Linked DNA regions of Mus musculus: region 2 is linked to region 1. The links are chromatin contacts, found by POLR2A ChIA-PET in ENCODE. All regions are on one chromosome and are shown on one strand. The core of a region is the stretch at or near the end of the contact, and the rest is flanking DNA. Distances in the headings are between cores, read along the strand shown. Region 1 holds the start of Usp49 (ubiquitin specific peptidase 49). Region 2 holds the start of Ccnd3 (cyclin D3).

Evidence for each region. ChIA-PET counts read pairs that join two places held with the same protein, here RNA polymerase II (POLR2A).
Region 2: POLR2A ChIA-PET joins it to region 1 with 13 read pairs in Patski. The contact joins the promoter of Ccnd3 here to the promoter of Usp49 in region 1. POLR2A ChIA-PET finds 5 or more read pairs at or near these places in 3 of 5 experiments (Patski and embryonic stem cell).

Annotation. Positions count from the first base shown.
Region 1 is chr17:47,628,685-47,632,928 of GRCm38, forward strand. Usp49 (ubiquitin specific peptidase 49) reads left to right here and starts at 2,006. Exons shown (of 7, transcript NM_198421.2): 1 at 2,006-2,231. All of the region lies in intron 3 of Gm20517 (predicted gene 20517), which reads left to right.
Region 2 is chr17:47,591,116-47,595,359 of GRCm38, forward strand. It overlaps Ccnd3 (cyclin D3), which reads left to right and starts at 2,352. Exons shown (of 5, transcript NM_007632.2): 1 at 2,352-2,737; 2 at 3,619-3,834. The coding sequence starts at 2,540.

The DNA.
Region 1 (4,244 bases), core at 756-3,255:
TAATACACGTTTATTTCTTATTGTTTTTCTTAAAACAAAAGTGTTTTCAGCCGCCTAAGGCTGTCTTGGGTGTTGTAACATATCTTATTTGGAGGGACCCTTCCCCGCAAGGTCTGGCAGGCCAGTGTACCCAGGAAGCTTGCCTACCTTGCAAAGGGAGTCTTTCTGTTTCAAAATGGACCTTATCCCTCTCGGAAGTCCCTGGGGCTACTGCCATCTAGGTCTGATTTATTTCCCAGTCCCCATTTGGGGAGCGATGAACCTTTTTCCGTCCCGTCGAAGAGGATTTCATAAGACAGCTGAATGCCGCCTGAGTCATCCGTGGTAAAAGTCCACACGTACGTGTGTGTGTGTGTGTGTCAGGGCGCCAAGAGTAACTGTGTGTATGTGTGTGTTCTCTGGCTGCTGCTACACCGTAAAGAAAACGCAAAAAAAAAAAAAAAATACCCGGAAGTGGGAAAGGCCTCTTTGGAGCAGCGAGACGTGCAGAAGGTAAGCCGCAGGGTATGCAAAATTCCTTTACCTTTACAGATCGTAGGGGTGGGGGTGGGGCGCTCGGAAAAGTGCCTGGCCCTTTAAGGAGGAGGGCCAGACAGTAGACTCTGTACCTTTAAGAGCCTCTTTGTCTAGAAACCTTCTTCCGTACCTCAACCAAACTTTGCCGGTGACTCGCGCCGCGCCGCGCCGCGTCTTAGCCTCTCACACCGGCCCGCCACAGCCGCTGACCCGAAACTTGGTGCCCACGGCACAAACCTGCGTAAAGGGCGCGGGGCCCCAGGTCGCGGCCGGGAAGGTGCGCCGTTGGCGCATTGCGGGACCTGGGGGCGGGGCTCTGACAGGCGGGCCAATGGGCGATAAGGGGCGTGGTCCGCCTGCTCGTCTTGCGCCCGGGTGACAGCTCGCGCGTGCTGATGATGGCGGTAAATAGAGAGGGGAGGGAGCTGGGAAGGGGGCGGAGGGCCGGCGGAGCGGCCGAGGGGGCGGCCCGGGGGGCGTGAGGGGCCGCAGTGGCTGGGAGTTCGCGCAGATATTCGGAGGCGGGGACACGCGGCCCGGGCATGCCGGCCCTCCCCTTTTAAAGGAAAGGGAAAAAAAAAAAAATCCCCTCACACACCCGGTGAGGGGCGACAAAGGCGGCGTGCGCCTAGCGGGCGGGAGGAGCGGCGGCAGGGGGCGGGACCGCGACGCCGGCGGGCCCCGGGCGCCCGGGGCGGGGACGGCGGGCGGCGACAGCGAAGGCGCGAGTCCCGGCGCGCGGACGCTGCGTTTTGGCGGGGTGGGCGACGTCTGGGTTGTGAGGTGAAAGGTTTGAAGGGAGAGAGGGGAAGGCAGGCTGGGGCGGGGACGGAAGGGTTTGCTGAGTAGGAGATGAAGAGGATTAGGAGAGAAAGGGTTAGAAGCCGGAGAGTGGAGTGAGAAAGAAACCCAGGCTGGCCCCGGGATGAGGTTAGGAAGCCCGGGGCTGGGAAGAGGGATCCGGGGTCAGGGCTAGGAGCAGGGGTCTGGAAGAGGCAAGGCTTGGCAGGTGGGAGGTGTTGGGCCAGGGCCAGAAGAGTTGCAAGTGGAAGACAAGGAAGGAGCAGAGCCGGGGTAGTAGTTGGGAGTGGAGGAGAGTGATTAAGAGCCAGACGTGACAAGGGTGTGAACTAGTGCAGAGCTGGGGATGAGCTGAAGGGCTGGGAGCCGCTGGGGTGGGATCGACAAGGTGTGGGTCAGTAGCTGGTGAGGGGTGTAAATTCTGTAAAGTGAGGGAGACAGGAGACCTGGATCACAACCAGGTGGAATCAAGAATCGGACGTTAGTGGAAGGGCTAACGGGAAGCGAGCTGAGAGCTGGGCGTTAATAGGACAGTTCTGGGAGAAAAAGAAACAACGCTGAAAGGACGCTAGAAGCGGGGTGGAAGGAATGATGGTGAGCTGGGAAACTGGAGAATTGCTTGTCGAGGAGGTTCAGCAAGGTAAAGATAGTGGAGTCAAAAGATTGGCCGAAAGGCAACCCGAGGAGATGGGCCCTGGGAATTAAAGGATGGAATGGGGAGTGGGGAAAGAGAAAGGAGATTAAGGCAAGCTAGGGAAGTCCTGGTGGGTATAGAACTGGGGTGGGCTGCACAGGAGTGGGAAACGAATGTTTTGCCCTGAAGTGCCCCAGAAGGTCTGGAAGGGGCAGGGCACAAACGCTGTAGTGAAGGATCTGAAGTAGAGAGCCTTTGGTGCAGAAGATAAGGAACCATGGTGAGTGAAAGGGGACCTAGAAACAGGGGGAAAAGACTGAGAAGTGGGGGACCAGATGGGGGTGCAGCATAGGAGTTCTTTGTTAAGAGAAATGTGTATTGAATTTGTGAGTCCTTTTGTCCCTAATAGTAGGAAATTCCAGAAACCTTTTTCTCTCTTCAAGGAGTCTTGGATCCAGTTTCCATCTTTCGCCTGAAAATCCACTTTCATGTCCACTTTGAAAAGATGAGACCCATTTTTACTTGATTTTGTTCTTGTGGGATAGAAAAATTGGCAGCCTTGGGTGCTGAAAACCTCTTGGTTTCACTAATGTTGTGCTAAAGGGTAAATGAATTGTGTTTATTTACAATGTGCCTGTGGGATGTGGTAGTTGGGGTGGGTGGAGGAGCTGTTTTAGAGCTAACGACGCTGGCCAGGGCCAGGGCATCTCATTGAAGAGTACACCGTTGGGGAGAGAAAGACATGGTTCATTTGGTTTTTATTAATCAGACAGATTTCTGCCTAATTGTTTTCAGCAACTGAAGAATATGGAGAGAGAGAGAGAGAGAGAGAGAGAGAGAGAGAGAGAGAGAGAGAGAGAGAAAGAGAAATAACTAACCAGGGAAGTTTACTGAGCAGGAGTCTGAAGTCACTGCTCTAAGGGCGTTGAGTTCGTATGCTGCTTGCAGCTTTGTGTGGAACATTTTTCATGGGGTAATTTCTCCCCAGATCTTCAGACAGTGATGGAGAAAGGTTGACTGCAGAGCTGAGGAGAGTTTTAGAGCTGTGAACTCATCTTTTAGATTGCATAATGGCTTTATGAGTACCTTTTATGAAAAAACTTCTGTAAGATAAGATTGCAGTCCCTCTGCCTGTTGTATTGTATGATTGTGAATAGGAAGGGCATATTAATATTCTTTAGAACCCTTTGATTTGTAAGGCACATTTTTAATGAAAATAATTACATTTATTTGTATGTATGTGGAGCAGTTATGGAAGTCAGAGGACAACTTGTGGAAGTTGGCTCTTTCTTCGCATCATTTATGTACCGAGGATTGAACTCAGATAGTCAGGCTTGGCAGCAAGCTCTTTTACCCAATAAGCCATCTCTCTGGCACTATAAGACCATTTTGGAAATTAAAGGGAAGATGAGAATTTGGGGACAAATTTAAACTTATTCTTTATTGGTAGTGTGCTTTAGTGATTTTTCATTCTGAAGTGATTATATTTAATTAAGACAATTAATGAGTATTTTCTTCATATTTAATAATGTGAAAAGTAAAGTATAATTTCTTTTGGGGGGACAGGGGTACAAACTATTCTTGAATTGTTTTTAAATTTTATGTGTATGGGTGCTTTGCCTGCATGTATGTCTGTATACCACAGGCATGCCTGGTGTCTGCAGAGGGGCACTGCAGAAGCTGGAGTCAGATTCCCCAGGAACTAGAGTGACAGACGTTTGTGAGCTGTGTGGGGGTGCTAGGAATGTAGTGTGTGTCTTCTGAGAAGAGCAGCCAAGGGCTCTTACCAACTGAGCCATCTCTCCAGTCTTGTTCTCAAGGTTATTTCCTTGAGAACAACTACAACTACATTCAGATAAACAGTGCTACTGTTTCCCCTTGATGTCCTGAAGAGGTTGCAAGTGTTGCTGGCGGTGGAGCTTTTGTCTAGGGTGTGCAAGGTTGGTCCTCAGCACTGCAGGCAAGACCACCTCAACAGCCCCTAGTCTAGGGGCTGGGGGTGGAGCTCAGGTGGTAGAGGGCTTGCCTAACATTCATGAAGGCCTGGGTTTGGTTCCCAAGCACTGCATGGTGGTGCATGCCTGTTATCCTAGCACTCCCAAGGTAGAAAGGTCAGCCTTGCCCACATGAGTGAGTCTGAGGCCAACCTGGGTCACACGAGACTATGTCTGAAACAAACAAACAAACAAACAAACATAGGAGCCGCAAATACTCACCTCTGGGATTAGCGTCATCTCTAAAAAGAAAAGCCTAGCCTCCTTTTCCAGGGTTGTGTGATCTTTAGATTGCTCTT
Region 2 (4,244 bases), core at 1,102-3,601, 37 kb before region 1:
TTGTGAAGATAAAATGATTTATTACCTCTCAGATATGTTCAGTTCTTGGACATGGTATGTGTACATGAAGACCTGTTACTGTTGTTGGTACTCACAGCCAGTTGTTGTGTCCAGAGGATACACAGCTACGCGGGACTTTATCTCTGCCCTTCAGGACAGGAAGTTTGGTGGTGCATTCCTGTAATCTCAATATTTGAGAGGAAGAGGCAGTAGGATTGTTGCAAGCTGGGGGCTATTCTGGTCTACCTAGAGTCAGAGCTACATAGAGTCAGGTCTATAAATGTCAGAGCTACATAGTGAGAACCCGTGTCATAAAACTAACAGAATGTTAGTGTGGGTAAGGCATGCAATTGGGAGGTAAAAGCAGGAAGATCAGATCCAGCCTCAGTTATATACTAAATTCAAAGCTAGCCTGGGTGCCGTAAGACCCTTGTCTCAAAAAGTGTCCCCTCCCTCATTCGTTAAGTGTAAAGCTTGATGTATAAACATGGTGGTACGAATTTGTAATCCCAGCACTTGGGAAACTGAGGCACGAAGCTGGAGAATTCGAGGTCAGCTATAAAATAAGACAAACTGTTTCAACGAGGAGAGAAACCACTGGGGCAGTGACCTTCTGTGACTGAAGCAATCCCATCATGCCTCCTTCCTGTATGAAAAGCCATCCCCATATGTGGATTCTGACCCCTTGCTCAGCGCAAGACTAGTGTGTAGACCAGTGTGTAGACTAGTGTGTAGACCAGTGCATAGTCCAGTGTGTAGACTAGTGTGTAGATGGATCTCACTGCTTATATATTGTCCTGTGCTTTCCTGGGGCTCACTTGGGCTGAGCAGAGAGAGCAGTGTCTTAGTGGTGGGCTTTCTTCTTTCTTTCCCTCCTTTCCTCTTTCCTGCCTTCCTTATTACATCCTTTTTTCCCTTGATTTTTGTTTTTGAGACATAGTCTCATGATATTAGCTCCTCCTGACCTAGAACTCTTATTTAGACTAGGCTGGCTTTGAACTCAAAGAAATCTGCTTGCCTCTGTCTTCAAAGTGCTGGGATTAAAGGGGTGCTCTGTCATGCCTGTCTTCCTTCCTTCCTTCCTTCCTTCCTTCCTTCCTTCCTTCCTTGTTATTTGAGTCATCTGACATGGGTCTGGCTGGCCTGGAATTCTCCATGGGCTATTATCATTTGGTTTGCTTGGTTTTGTGATAAAATCTTATATAGCCCAGGCTGCTCCTGAACTCATTAGGAAGCAGACAGTGACCTTAATCTTCTGATCGTTTCTGGGTTCTGCAGTGCTGGGGATTGAGCCCTGGGCTCTGAGCATGCTAAGCAAGAGCTCTACCACCTGAGATATATCTGCAGCCCACCCCCTGCCACCGTGTGTGTGTGTGTGTGTGTGTGTGTGTGTGTGTGTGTGTGTGTGGAGAGAGAGAGAGAGAGAGAGAGAGAGACTCTAGGCAGGCCTTGAATTGTCTGTATAGTGGATAGTGGATCCTGGTGTTAAGCCAACACTTCCCTGGGTCTGAGATTACTGGCTTGCTCCACCACAGCCAGCACCAAATGGCTTTTTATATGCTGATTTTGACCAACACTGCTCACACCTCCGTTGGTGCAACGCAGTGTCCCATTCAGCAGACCTGAGAAACTGCATTTCTTCTTTTGCTTTTTATTTTCGTTGTGTATGTGCATGAAGGTGTGTGCGCACATGCTACATACAGCCTTGGTGTAGAAGTCAGAGGACAGCTTATGGGAGTTGCTCTCTTCTCTTCCATCATGTGGGTCCCAGGGATCACACTCAGGTTGCCAGACTTGATGCCAGGATAGTTTACCCTCTGAGCCATTGAATCGGACAGAAACTACATGCTCCCAGATGCTGCTGCAGATCTGCGCAATTCGTTAAAGTAGACGAGATTCTAAGTCAAGTTTCCCGACGGACCAACAATGAGATCTTTGCAGCTACTATTGTGCCTCAGTATCATGGTCTGCAAAATAAAGCCCAACTCGAGGCCATTCCTAGAAGCCACTTTAGGGTAGGAGTGACCCAACTATGTACAAAGTTATGACCACATTCCCTAGAGCAATGAAATATGACGTATACACGAAGGAATAACTTTTGGCGCCTAGTTCTTTCCTGGGTGGCTAGAATCGCGACGGGGCCCATTGATGGGGAAGAGGGCACCCTTCCAGAAAGTTCTCTCTACCCTCTTGGTCAGAAGGGACCCGAGGGCCCGGAAGCGTGCGGGCCGGAGCCCAGCGGACCAATGGGGCTGCGGGGAGGGAGGGAGGGTATAGCGCCCGCCAGCCCTTTCCGACTGCGGCCCCGCCCCTTAGAACGTTGTGACGTAGGAGCATTCCACGGTTGCTACATCGTCGCGAGGGGCGGGGCGCCTGTCAGGGAAGCGGTGCGCGCGGGTGGCGGGCGGGCTGGGGCTTCTCCGCACAGTGCCAGCGCCAGCGCCAGACCCGCCCGCACCCCGCGCTCTCCCTCACGCGCGTCGCTTCTCCTAGGACTCGCTAACCCGCACTCTTGCTCTCACCCGTGAGCCATCGCAGGATGGAGCTGCTGTGTTGCGAGGGCACCCGGCACGCGCCCCGGGCCGGGCCCGACCCGCGGCTGCTTGGGGACCAGCGTGTCCTGCAGAGTTTACTCCGCCTGGAGGAGCGCTACGTGCCGCGAGCCTCCTACTTCCAGTGCGTGCAAAAGGAGATCAAGCCGCACATGCGGAAGATGCTGGCATACTGGATGCTGGAGGTAAGGCCCGAACGGGTCCCCTCTCCTCACCCCACCCCCACCCCCGGCTCTGGGACAAATTGAACTTTCCCTGTCGGATCTTTGCGATCCCGACCACAATCTGCAAGATGCTTTGGCGGCCCAGACTACTGGGGCCTGGCCTTTTCACACAGGCGCCCTAAGCAGCTGCCTGCGTTCTGTCCCTTTCCTTTCCCCAATCCTGATCGGCTTCTTCTGTGATTTCCAGTCACTTGGCACTGTAACTAAACTTCACTTTGGGTCGGGAAAGCGGGCTAAGGGCCACTCTTTCCCCAGTGGCTTTCCTCGGTGTCTCCTGCTTCCTTCTTCACCCGGTGCTCTCTGGAGGGCGCGTTTGGAAAACCCTGGCCTCGGCCGCCTTAGCCCCAGAACTGGTTCCTGTGTCTATCGCGGGGTTCTGGCGGGGGAAACTGGTGGGTGGGGGTGGCGCAGGCTCGGTTCCGGTCCACAGGGAAATGAAAAGTGCGGGAGACCGCGGCAGGAGTTCCCTCCCTTCCCCCTGGGAGTGTGTGTGCAGTGGGTGGCGGTAATGAGGGTAAGGTCCCAATTCTCTCTAGGTGACCCTTCCGTCCCCCTTCCGCTCGCCGTGGGGGAGGGGAGTCTGGAATCCTTCGTGAGCATGGGCTTCTCTTTTACACCCCCTACTCCGGGGTGGGGAAGAGACCATGCAGAGGAAGTGGGGGGGTCACCTTGGGGAGGGCACATCCTCCTCGGTTATTGATACTTGTCGCTCTAAGTTTATCCCTTCTCGGTTTATTTTTTGCTTCGCATTCCACTCTCCCTCCACCCCCCACCCCCACTTCTCCACGCTGCCGTGTTTCACTTGGTCCTTCCCTAGCAATGACTCGTGCGCCCTCCCTCAGGTGTGTGAGGAGCAGCGCTGCGAGGAGGATGTCTTCCCTCTGGCTATGAACTACCTGGATCGCTACCTGTCCTGCGTCCCCACCCGAAAGGCGCAATTGCAGCTTCTAGGTACCGTCTGCCTGTTGCTGGCCTCCAAGCTGCGCGAAACCACGCCCCTGACTATTGAGAAGCTTTGCATCTATACGGACCAGGCTGTGGCTCCATGGCAGTTGCGGGTGCGTGCGGAATCCTCCCCCCCCCCCCCCGCCCCTCCACCAAACATACGATCGCCCTATGTACTAGTAAAAGAAAAGCCAAGCTCACTCCCTCACCCACCAACCCTCCCTTCGCCCCTGGCTGGTATTTTGGGACAAAGGCCTTGTAGTGTGGTCGTGGTGCTTCGGTTGCAAGCTTAAAACTAAATGAATCCCTTTCCTCTGGCCGCAGTGGGGTTCCACTCCTAACTCGCCCCCCCCCCCCCCAATAGCAACAAGTCCAATTGCGGGTCTATACACCAGTACTTTGCCTCTGGGTTTACACAGCCACCGTGAGTTATTTATTGGCAGCAGCAGGGCATGTCTGCACACCCCCACCGGAGTGGAATGTGCTTCACGTGGGGGAGGGGGCTGCCTTGCATGAGCCTTTA